Regions from separate parts of the Homo sapiens genome. Here regions 1 and 2 are each linked to region 3. Evidence: chromatin contacts called from ENCODE Hi-C or POLR2A ChIA-PET data. All regions are on one chromosome and are shown on one strand. Each heading gives the region's core, a stretch centred on a gene start or an enhancer-like site at or near the end of the contact. The rest is flanking DNA. Distances are from core to core; before and after follow the strand shown. Region 1 has its middle 23 kb from the start of LINC00676. Region 2 has its middle 55 kb from the start of LINC00396. Region 3 overlaps MYO16 (myosin XVI).

Region 1 (4,101 bases), core at 895-3,394, 560 kb after region 3:
CTCTTTATTCAGTTTTAATTTTCTCTATCATTTTCTTTGAGTTAACAGCTCATGGATTATTCAGGGAGTATTTTTAGTTTCCACATGGTTTTAGATTTGGTGTTAAACTTTTTATTACTTAAATTCTATTGTTTATTGTCAAAATATGGCTTATGGGAATGCTTTGTATTGAGCTTTTTTTTGACACAGAAGCTATAATCAATGTTTAACTATACGATGCACATTTGAAGACATTTTCTTTAAAGAAATACTGAGTAAATAAAACATATTAATTATTCAGTTCTCTGTAAAGTTTATGTACATAACATAAAAAGTAGAGATATTGTTAAGTAGCCTGTTAAGACTGTGCTTTGCCAGTTTCTTATTGCATTTATAACAACTTTTATGTCTTTTGATGCTGTTATTTGGTTTTTAAACATCTCTGGCTACTACATTCTCATAATAAATTATACTTTAGAAAATTAATATAAAGTAGCCCTCGCTCATTCCTTATTTTCTCTCAAGTTCCACTTTGTATGATATTAATATTGCACTTTGGGGTTCATTTTATTTTTTGTCTTACATTTAAGAATTTACTCATCTATTTTCTATGTCATTTTGCTTCGTACACATGTATGTGTATATAAAATTTAATATGACAATATCTTTTGTAAAGGAAGTTTGACCCATTTATATTTACTGTATATTATCATGAGTGATCTTCTTGATAAGAGTTCTGAAACACACACACATATTACTTTTGGCATCATTCACTGCTATTAACACAGGTATATGACATTTTAAAAAATAAATCACCCTGATCTAACTTAAGGCTTCAAATCGTTCATTTATACATTTGCTCCAGGAATATTTTGTAAAGTCTCTATTACATCATGGAATTGTACTAGCCACTGAAAACCCTTTGGTGAAAAAGATACATATGAGTTGCCATCTTGAAGCTTACCTTCTAAAAATACTAACAGCAGGACAACAATGCAAATCTGTGTGCTTTCTATCCAAGGGCACTGTTCTCTCTGCTTTACTTACTTTATTAAATTTTCACAACTAAATGACTTTCTACCAATGAGCAAATTGAGAATCACAGAGTTTTAAAAACATACCTATTGTTATCTACTTTGCATGTGGTAGATCCAAGTTGCTAATGTATATCTGAACACAGAGCCGGTCACTATGAACATGCTACCCACCAACATGTGCTCTCTCTCTCTTCGGGCTCCAAGCTTTCCATAACGCTTCCAGGTTGCCAAACCGTCAATCCCAGCCACTTTGAAGACCCCTCCTAATGCTTCCCTGCCATTCACAACTACACCTTGTGGTGACTGAACAGCTGTTCTGTTTCGCTTCAGGCTGTTTTCCTGGGAACCACCAGCCATTCCTCGTGCCCACTGGGTCTTACTCTCACTGGCCCCATGGACCCCCTGAGGTTGTCAGTGACTTCTGTTGGGTTCCAGGTACAGGCACCCTTTGCCACAGAGATGACCTCTGGAATGTTCTCAGCCTCCTTCCATGCCCTCCATGTACCTGTGGGAATGTCTTGATGCTTTCCATGCCACAGTGACAAGGACAGCAAGCTCAGATCCTCACTCTACCTATTTGAGCTGTGCAGTCACTAGCACTGTGAGAAGACCACCCTGAAGTGCCGGAGCAGGGGCATCCTACAAGGCCGTATTTGTGCACTGCCCCTCTGCCCTTGACAGGCGACCCTCCATCTTTCTGGATTTTTGCCATGCACTCCCACCCTCACCCCACATCCTGCCCATCAACCTTGAGGAGAAGGCCCCACACTTGGCGTGGACAGGACCTGGCACTGTGCTGCTTTACACTCTGCTTTGCCTTCCCTGCCCCATGGTGTGGCACCCGACAGGCCATCCCTCTTCTCTTTCTGTTCCACCACACCTTCCAGACACAAAACTCTATGATCAATTACACTTTGCCTAGCTTTGAATATGCCAAAAAGGGAGCTTCCCAAACTGGGAAATATTTTTCTTTCTCTACAAAGCTTGGCCTTCGGGCCTCGTGTGTTTCTGTGAACTCAGATAGCTTCATTAGCATGCAGAACCTGCCCATCCTTCCCCGTATGAGTAAACCCGCTGTCTGCATCCTGGCAGGTCACCCTCCTCCCTGTAGGGCAGGAGGCTGCCCAGGTTGCGTAGGAGAAGCCCATATACCGGGAAATGCAAAGCATAAAATTACATCAGTGTATCTCAAAACTGTTTGCCCTATTTCGTAACAACTCGAGAAGTACATGGCACGGTGACATCACCAAAGAGAATATTTGCCTACTTTGAAACTGAAAAAAAAAGATTCCTGAAGGAGTAATGCTCGAGGTGAGTTTTGAAGAACCATAGGAAGCACCTGGTGGAAGAGGAAGTTAATTTTCTTTCCGGGCAAAATGAATGGTGTCTGCAAATAGCCAGAGGCCACAGGAGCATCTGTGTTTAAACAACTGAAGAAAGCCCACAGGGCTGCAGAACGGAGAGAGAACAAGAGGCATAAGGAGATGCCAGACAGTGGGCTTTGGCAGGGCAGGGAAGGCTTGCGTTTGTCAGGCGTGGCCATGTCTCCCTGCTCTAAAGGGAAGGAGAGGAAAAATGGGAGGGGCCGGCAGCGGATACTGTTGCGGCAGCTCTGGCACAGAGCACATAAGATTACAAAATCTGATGCCTGCTAGGGTTGGTTTCATGCCCCTTTCAGCTGACGCACTCATGATCCACAGGCTGAAGGAGGCAAGGGTTGTGAGCCCCAGGTGCCAGCTCTGCCCAAGGACCGAATCCCGGCTCCCTTCCTGCGTTACCCCACCTTCTTCCAAGCGGCCCCACCCTCAACTGTGGAATTTAATTCTCCCAGAAGGCCTGGCACGGTGGCTTACACCTGTAATCCCAGCACTTGGGGAGGCTGAGGCGGGCGGGTCACGAGGTCATGAGATTGCGACCGTCCTAGCCAACATGGTGAAACCCCGTCTCTACTAAAAATCCAAAAATTAGCTAGGTGTGGTGGCGCACGCCTGTAATCCCAGCTACTCAGGAGGCAGGAGAATCAGTTGAACCCGGGAGTTGGAGGTTACAGTGAGCTGAGATCGTGCCACTGCACTCCAGCCTGGGTGACAGAGTGAGACTCCATCTCAAAAAAAAAAAAAAAAATTCTCCCAGACATGCTCAGAGCCAAAGCAAGCAAAATGAGGGTCCTCCACTGAGTGATTCTCCTGCACCCTCCTTAGCTGTCCACCAACACTGCCTCCAGTTGTCCCAAGCCTGAAATGCACTTGAGAACACGTCCTCAAATCCAGTGGAAAAGTCTACATTATTTTGGGAGAACAGAGCATCAGACAGAGCTCCCAACCCCACCGCTTCCTGTCCTTTGCCTTGAGGACCTCCCTCAGGGTAGGGGGGCCTGTGGGCCAGGAGTGGGCAGCCCAGCCCCTTCGATTTCACAACTGCCTGGTTTCCTCTCTGGTGGAAATGCACAGGTGGTGACAAAACTGGATGAATTTCATCTTCTTTACTCTTGTTTTAGAGCTGTGAGTTCGAGTCAGTTACGGTGTGTGACTTACTAACCCATGTTTGCATCTGTGTGCTTCTGATCTTCACACACGCTGAGCACATTAGGGGCGCCTTCCTGTGGACCGGGCCCCACACTGGCAATGGGGCAGGCGCACAGTTCCTCCAAAGAACCTCACAGCTGTGCCTTGTCCTCTGAGAAAAGGTGTCAGCCAGTTCCACTGGACAGCCGGCACTGTCAGAAATCCTACCTTAGCAGCTGGACCAAGGTCTCACCGGAGAAGATGTGTCAATTCAATTTCAAGGTCCTTTTATACAATTTAATCAAAGGTCATCATTAGAAAAAAAAATCATGATTAAGAAACGAATAAAATTCAAGTCATACTGTTACCTCTGTTTTAAACAAAACAATGTTTCTTTACATATAAATTTTTATTTCAAAACATTTGATCCCAGGAAAGTCTTTCACAATAAGTGAGTTTTTAGCAGACCAGGAGAGTCATCAGTGGATAAGAGTTCTGGGGTGAAGGTTTTCACAAAGTGCCCTAGATTGTTGATGATATTTTAATCATCTATCCTTGGAATACAATGGACATAAAATCAA
Region 2 (3,908 bases), core at 965-3,464, 850 kb after region 3:
TGCAGAACTATTCAGGCCTTCGAATGGTTACATATCAGGAAAACTGAATTGGTCATCTTGTGTCGGTATATGCACAGACAGAGTCTGTCTGGATGGCTTTATAGTTTCATTACTCAGGTCAAAGAGGTCAGTTCTGAACGTGAGTCTGTGCATCATCCATAGAGACATGCTGGCTAGCCGAAAAATGTCACCTGAACTTAAGAACATTTTGCAGAATGTGATTAAATTTAGCAACGACATGCCCTTAGCTCACGTCTGTTCTTGCAGCTCTGTGAGGAGATGGACGCAGAGCACACACGTCTTCTCTGATACACAGAAGTGAGATGGCTTTCTAAAGGTAGCTCACTGGCCAGAGTCTTTGAGTTATGAGAACAGCCCCAGAGATTTCTTTTAGAAAAACAGTCACCACTGGTGGCACATTTCAGTGACACAGAATGGGTTGCAAAACTTGCTTACTTGTGTGACATATTCAACCTGCTCAACAAACTCAATCTGTCACTTCAGGAGAGAATGACAACTGTGTTCGAGTCGGCAGATAAAGTGGCCGCATTTGAAGCCAAACTGGTATTACGGGGGTGATGAGTGAACACTGGGATTTCTGACATGTTTCAAACATTAGCAGAGATTTTGAAAGAGGCTGAGCCAGGGCCTTCTTTCCCCCAGCTGGTGCATGATCACCTACCTCAGCTTTCAAAAGAGCTTGAGCATTACTTGCCAACCACAAAAGACCCCGGAAGTGGGAAGGAATGGATCCACAACCCATTTGTGAGTAAGCCAGGTGAATCAACTTTGTTTGTGCTAGAAGAGGATCAACTGCTTGAGATTGCAAATGATGGTGGCCTTAAAAGTATGTCTGTGGCAACTTCAAATCTCCATACATTCTGGATTAAGGTCAAGGAGGAACATCTTGAGATTGCCACAAAAGCATTGAAAAGCCTGCTTCCATTTCCAACATCCTATCTTTCTGAAGCAGGGTTTCTGCAGCGACAGCAACCAAATCAAAAATACAGAGTAGACCAGACATAACCAACACAGTTGGGTGCCACCGTCTCCCATCACCCCCAGATGGGACCGTCTAGTTGCAGGAAAACAAGCTCAGGGCTCCCACTGATACTACATTATGGTGAGTTTATAATTATTTCATTATATACTACAACGTAATAATCATAGAAATAAAGTCCACAATAAAAGTAATGTGCTTGAAACATCTGGAAACCATCCCCCCACCTCAGTTTGTGGAAAAACTGTCTTCCATGAAATTGGTTCCTGTTGCCAAAAAGTCTGGGGACTGCTGCCTTCAGGTTACTATGGGTCAGAAGACCTTGCCATCTTTTGCCAAAGTTTGCCTTTCTGTTGTTTCCTAAAGCATAGGCAATAAATGTAATAACTTATGAATGGTATGTTTAACATGCTTTTGGTAATCTTGTCTTATGAAGAGAAATAAATGTGCTCCAAATTCTTCCACAAGCAAAAGAATCAGATCAGTAATTTCCTCTGGGAGTGAGAGGGGTGGACTTGGCTGGGAGAAGTGGGAGAGAACTGTCTGGGTCATAGTGCTAATGTTCTTATCTATTCTGGTAAAGGTTGGGTAACATAGATGTATTCATGGGTCAAAACTGATTTCAGAGTGTTGATTTACATTAAAACCTGTAAACAAAAACTGAACTCTAGTTAATGGTATGTATGTTGAAGTGTTAAGGGAAAGTGTAAAGAAATGCAAGATGAATGAACGGTTGGAGCTACAGATAGAAAGAAGGGTGATAAAGCGAGTATAGTCTAGTGTTGATGGTAGAATTAAACTTAAATGGTGTCCATACAGGTGTTGAATAAAACCCCCTTGACTTGCTGTCTGCATGATTTAAAAATTTTAAAACAAAATGTTGGAAAAAGTCATCTCACTTCATAACATCAGGTTATAAACTTCAATGCGAACTTCCTCTTAATGCAAAACCTTCTGCCCATTATAAAAAAAAATGTATATATTGCCTGAGACACAGCATTAAGTTAAATTTACAGAGAAAAGGAATATGTCAGTCTCCAAGAATCTTACGGGTGAGTGGAGACAAGATTTATATCTGTACACCTCCCTTTAAAAACAAACAGCAAAGTTTGTGTTTGCAACCTGTTACTGGAGTTTAAATTTTCCAACAGCCTCTTTCTCCTGAATGCTGAAATACCCTGGGGGGAAAAACCCAGGCAAGTTTGACTTAACCACTTAGAGAAAAGTCCACTTGGTGCAATAACTAGCCCCAGGGTTTATCAAGCAAATATCCCCACTCTGCCTGACTCATTCCAAGGTATTTGTTCAAGGCATCGTCCTGTGTAATGCAATTGGTCATATCACACGCTTCAGTACTTTTTTTTTTCTTTTTACCATGCATCCCTTTTCTTGTACACTGACCTACTGAGAGGCTCTTCCTGACAGATCAGCTATGAGACTGCACTGGTCTACATCCCTTCCACTCCGTCCTCTCTCATCATCTGCCTTGTTCCTGAGAAGATGTGTTTGATGAGTAATTCCAATACAGATCTTGCACTGTTGGCTGACTTCTCCAACTTGTTAATTAATTCATAAAATGGTTTTCTGTTAATTAAAGAGGAAAGGGCTCCATCTAGCTGTTTGGGAGACAGAAAATGCATCCCAGGATTGACAGCAGGAAGGGGCTATGTGAGTTACCCTGTTCCTCTTTTTTTAGATGACATCTGTGGAAAACAATAAACTTCACTTCCTTTCTTAAAACAGTGGGAAATGCAGACATCTGCTATTTGCAATAACTAAATCCTAACTCAAGATATTTTCGAGCAGAACTTGATAAATGTCCTGAACTTCTGCAATGCAACCCCAAATTTCAATCATATTTATTCTTTTTCTCTCCCCTTCATGTATTTTAAGGAGAGTATCTGGCATGCTCACCAAAATCTGCAAAGAAACACACATGCAAAGTTGGTAAATATTGTAGTTCAGTTATATGAATTCCCAGCAAGTGTGTAAGAAGAAAATCAACCCAATTTGCAAAAGGACCTCACAGAGCTGAGGCTGGGCTGAGCACTGTCACTTTCCGTAGCTTGCGAGGTCTCTGTGCCACTGTCAACCAGGTACAGTGTCCCTGTCAGCTGGCCCTAGAAGGCTGTGCATGGATAACCAGGCTTATTTGCCAAGGGACACCTTGGCATGGAACACAAAGGGCACATCACAGGATAACCTGCTGTAGCATGATTGGCTTCAGAGTAGCTCTGATATCAAACCGATAGTCAGGTGCTGGGGCAAAGAGCTGCGATTTCTCAAAGATTCCTGCAGTGAGCTCGGAGGCTGCATTGCAGGAAGAAATAACAGCCAAGGAGCCCTGGCTATGATGCTGCAGAGAGTCAGGAAAAACAGGGAACATTGACCTGGAACGTCCCAGTGAGCGTGGAATGTGTTGAGCATTGGATGCGAGGCCCCTGAGCTGTTGGAGGGTCTGGTGCTCTGTGTGTGCAGACGGCATGCAAGTGCAGGCACATGTTCTGTATGCCGTTTTGGGAGAGGCGGCAGAGGTGCTGCTCAGAAAAGGCTGTGTTCAAATAGGATTTGCAGAAGAGACGCCCAGGAATTGTAAGAATTCAGCAGACTCTCTCAGAGCTGCCCCCAGGCACTCGTTTCCAAAGAGCATGGAGCCCGAGGTTCTCTCCACCCTGCGACTGAGTTCGCTTTTTACCGGAGATAAAGGTCCAGGTAACATTAGGTCGCCTACCCTATAGATAACAAGCAGCCACTCAGGTTCATTTCAGTCACTTCTGTGTCCCCTACAAGATTCTCTCTACTGCCGCAGGCAGCGGGAAGCCGGAAAAGTAAGCCTGTGTCTCTGCAGGAGCCACCTAACTGCACCAGGACTCACGGAGAGGGAAATGAAATGACACCAACTCTGAGT
Region 3 (3,863 bases), core at 126-2,625:
AGTTCGGATATCATGTTCTCATGGATAGTTCAGGCCATTCTTTTAGAATGTAGGAGAGGTTAAACATAAGCTATGGAAGGAAAAGCATTCAGTGCTGGTGCTCAGCACTGGGGCTGGTTATATGACTATTAAAGTTTACACAGTTTGATCCTGAGGTTAGTAATCCATTTTCTTCTGAATGAATTCAATGACTTTTATGGAATTTCTTTCAAGTTTTAAATCTTTTACTTTACCTTCTTTATGCTTAAAGACATTTTTATTTTCACCGTGAAATAGCTTTCTTACCAAATAATACAGTGTGTGGCTAATTTACCCTTCAGGGTCCTTAAATTAACTAAAGTTCATTTTTTGTTCAATTTTCATAGGAGAAAATTATTGCACAAATTTTGCAGAAAGGTTCAAAATGTTCTCCTTGGCTGTTTGGAACAATGACATCGAGGAGATTAAACTGCTCAGTAATTCACTGCTTTAGTTATTTCTGGTTGAAATATAATGTGCTATAATGTACAGTGAGTTGTGTATAGGAAGCAAGGTTGTTTCTTGCGTAATTCTACTCCATTACTATTCCATAGCCTTATATGTAGGATTTCACAAATTCTATGTTGCCCAAACCAGTTCATTTTCTATAGATTCTTGGATATGCAATTTGAAGTATACAAAACCATGCAGATTCTAAGAGTGGTGGACACACATATAAGAAAGATATGATTGTGCAGATGATGGATGTGACTGCAGTCTGAGAAGAAATATTTGCAGCAAGGAATTGTAGTGCTTACTGTGCCAGGCATTGTCTGAGTCATCTAATTCTCACAACACTATAAGGCATCTTCTCCACTTATCTCCATTTTACAGGTGGAAAAACTGGGGCACAGGGAGATTAATCTACTTGCTCAAAGCTGCTGTGCTCGTGCGGGACAGAGAATGACTTGAGTGCAGTAACTCTGTCTCTAGAGTCTCTTCCCCTAGCTACCTATGCAATGCTGCTCAGACAGCAAGAGAAAAAGAGACAGAAAAAAAAAAAGTCTTTTAAAATTAATATTTGTTCACTGAGGGGCAACGAGTAATAGTCATAAGAGTTTAGTTGAAGAGAATTTTCCCATAAACTCAAGAATGCCAAATGAACTTTATACTGATGATGGGTATGTATAATTCTGGGATACAGTGTCTAGGCTACTTGGCCCTTAAAATTAATATTGACTAAATGTTTAATTGTCTGTTCCATTCTAGACATAAAGATCCCATTAATTCACAACATTTTTTTCCATCTCATGTGATGATGTGGCTAATATTATTATGCTAATTATTTCTAGTTGCTTGGTTTCAAAAACTATGAGACCCGATTCAAATGGTGAATGAGAGTCCTTGGCTCCTTTAGGCCACTAGGGTGCTCCATTGCTCTGAATGGCATCTCAGCGTCTGGTTGAGTTTATCCAGAATAAAGTGAAATCACATGAGCATGTTATTCTCTACTCACTGAAAAAGATCAGGAAGACAGGGTCTTGACAAAAAATGCAGTACATCTCAGAAATCTGGAGAAGAAAGTGGAAGACAGCCAGGCCGAATTAACGAAAATCAGACTCAAAATATTTTTTAAAAATTCAGTTTTATTACATTCTGATACAGTGCATCCTTAGCTTATAAGTTATAAACAGGTACTAAAAATGATGTCAACAAAAAAGCTGTAATGTACAGTATTTCTTTGCATATAGTAGGTGGCTATTAAATAGTTGTTTGAGGTAAAATTTACCTATAAAAGAGCAGTTTGACATACAAATCTATTTGATAGAACTAGCTCTTGTGGCATTTTTACTTAATAAGGATCACATAAGCTAAATGGAAGTCACTATTAATTTCAAATATTTTATTTGATTACATAAATATTCTGAATAAGAACATTATGAGTTTGGAGTGAGAGTATTTTATAAACAATTTTTTTACAATATACTTTTATTCCATAGGGCCATTTGTTTACAAAATAATTGTTTTTCAAGTTTTCCTTATGGAAAATTTCAAACATAGACAAAAGTATAAAGAATAGATTAATGAACCTTCTCTGTGGCCCATCCTATTTCATCTCTACTCCTGCCCATTTCCCTCCTCTGGCACTGGATCATTTTTAAGTGCATCCCAATGTCAAATCAGCCAGGCATGGTGGTTCATGCCTATAATCCAAGCCCTTTGGGAGGTTGAGGTGGAAGGATCGCTTGAGCCCAGGTGTTCAGGACTAGCCCTGGCAAAGTAGCTAACCAGGCCTTGTCTCTACAAAAAAAACAATAATGATAATAAAATAGCCAGGCATGGTGGCATGTGCCTGCGGTCCCAGCTACTTGAGAGGCTGAGGTGGGCAGATCGCTTGAGCCTGGGAAGTGGAGGCTACAGTGGCCGTGGTTGCTCCACTACACTCCAGGTTAGACCACAGAGCAATACACTGCCCAGAAAGAAAGAAAGAAGAGAGAAAGAAAGAAAGAGAGAAAGAGAAAAAGAGAAAGAAAAAAAGAAAGAGAAAAAAGAAAACCAATGTCAAACCATTTAAATAATATATATTTAAATATTTATAAATATTTTATCATAGATGTTCTTTAAGAAGAAAAAAACATTTATTCTTAAGGCATTTTAATAAGTACTCAAACCAATCAATCCATTTCAGTCTTCACGAGCATGAAGCTGCTATTCATGACAAAAGCCTGATTCTCGAAGCCAGGGCGTCATTTTTCACGACACAAACAAAATAATTCTTGGGCTAGCATTCCACCAAGCAATGTGACTCTGCAAATTTCTCCAAGGGAACACTTGCAGACAGCCCCTTCTACTACAGAAAAAAAAAAAAGATTCTAAATATTATATCAGGTAGAACTAACTATGAAAGATCAAAATTCAAAGACACGCAATTGCATCCTAAGTCAATATCATATGGGTTTCAGATGTTTCTATGCCAAATCAAGTGCAGTTACCCATTCATTGTTTAGCGACAAGATGCAGGATGCTTTACAATGACTCAAATGCCCCTGAATTACTCATGGAAACCTGGGATGTGCTCCAGGACGGTGTGTGCAAATTGCTATTCTCTGCTCCTGATGTTTGAAACAGAAGTTCCAACATTATCGTCATTTATTCTCTGACACATCGAAACGAGACTGAAGTATGAGACATTAGTCTGCCTTATGCAAATCTTGACATCCCATAATGGGATGCAGAGCTTAGCATCCCCCAGGCTTCTTGCCTATGTGCGGGTCTTGTAGTGTTTTATCCTGTCTGAAGCAGTTAAATCTTTTTCACTCCCCTTGATGATTTCTCCCCACAGTGATTTATTTGTGTGTGGGGAGTTGGGGGTGGGAGTGCTCATGAAAATTAGAAAAAGTGTGGAAGATAATTTACTGAGGTGCTCTTCTGCTGATGATCTGTGACTGTCTGAATTCTTGTCTCATACAAAGTGGGGCGCTCCTCTGCATTCCAGAACCATTTTAAATCAATGCATAATTTTCCTCATTTTCCAAACGAGTAAGTCCTTTGGGGAAACTAGATTAACACCCCCAGAGAAGGGGGGTCTCCATTTATCACTAAGTGGACATTAAGCAAGCAGGAGCTGTGTGAAGTTTCTTCCTTTGCCATGTTAATAGACCTGGGCTTGACAAGAAGAGAATATGTCTCTTTGGAAGAAAAGGATTTTTTTTCTAATTTCTTTGCCTCTCTGTAGTAGCCAAGAGTGCTTGTGCCTGAGACTTGCAGCTATATATTTCATTGTTTTTAATCCCCTAAATGTCTAGTAGAAATAATACTGTGTTCATCTACACTTCGAAATGAACTTTCAATGTTAATAAATGTATCAGTAACCAAATTTATCTATGTTAAGAGCACAAAGCTCT

What was found. Hi-C counts contacts between places; a loop is a spot of excess contacts on that map. ChIA-PET counts read pairs that join two places held with the same protein, here RNA polymerase II (POLR2A). Pooled maps may share reads with other maps.
Region 1: a loop to region 3 is called in a pooled map, with 2.4 times the contacts of the local background. The contact joins two enhancer-like sites. A Hi-C loop is called at or near these places in 1 of 168 maps with a recorded cell type or tissue (endothelial cell of hepatic sinusoid) and 4 of 50 pooled maps. POLR2A ChIA-PET finds 5 or more read pairs at or near these places in 1 of 52 experiments (RWPE1).
Region 2: a loop to region 3 is called in a map of MCF 10A, with 29 times the contacts of the local background. The contact joins two enhancer-like sites. A Hi-C loop is called at or near these places in 2 of 168 maps with a recorded cell type or tissue (MCF 10A and mammary epithelial cell) and 3 of 50 pooled maps.

The regions. Positions count from the first base shown.
Region 1 is chr13:109,702,808-109,706,908 of GRCh38, forward strand. No RefSeq gene overlaps it. Among named protein-coding and RNA genes, the nearest start is that of LINC00676, 23 kb to the right of the region's middle. Within about 2 kb of position 2,145, at least 14 of the 41 ENCODE cell types and tissues checked have a DNase peak (open chromatin) inside an H3K27ac peak, as active enhancers do.
Region 2 is chr13:109,996,702-110,000,609 of GRCh38, forward strand. It overlaps a transcript of LINC03082 not described here. Among named protein-coding and RNA genes, the nearest start is that of LINC00396, 55 kb to the right of the region's middle. RefSeq lists an enhancer at 1,324-1,493. Within about 2 kb of position 2,215, at least 2 of the 41 ENCODE cell types and tissues checked have a DNase peak (open chromatin) inside an H3K27ac peak, as active enhancers do.
Region 3 is chr13:109,144,361-109,148,223 of GRCh38, forward strand. All of the region lies in intron 32 of MYO16 (myosin XVI), which reads left to right. LOC105370356 (a long non-coding RNA gene) reads right to left here. Exons shown (of 5, transcript XR_931717.3): 5 at 2,597-2,809. Among named protein-coding and RNA genes, the nearest start is that of MYO16-AS1, 21 kb to the right of the region's middle. Within about 2 kb of position 1,376, at least 3 of the 41 ENCODE cell types and tissues checked have a DNase peak (open chromatin) inside an H3K27ac peak, as active enhancers do.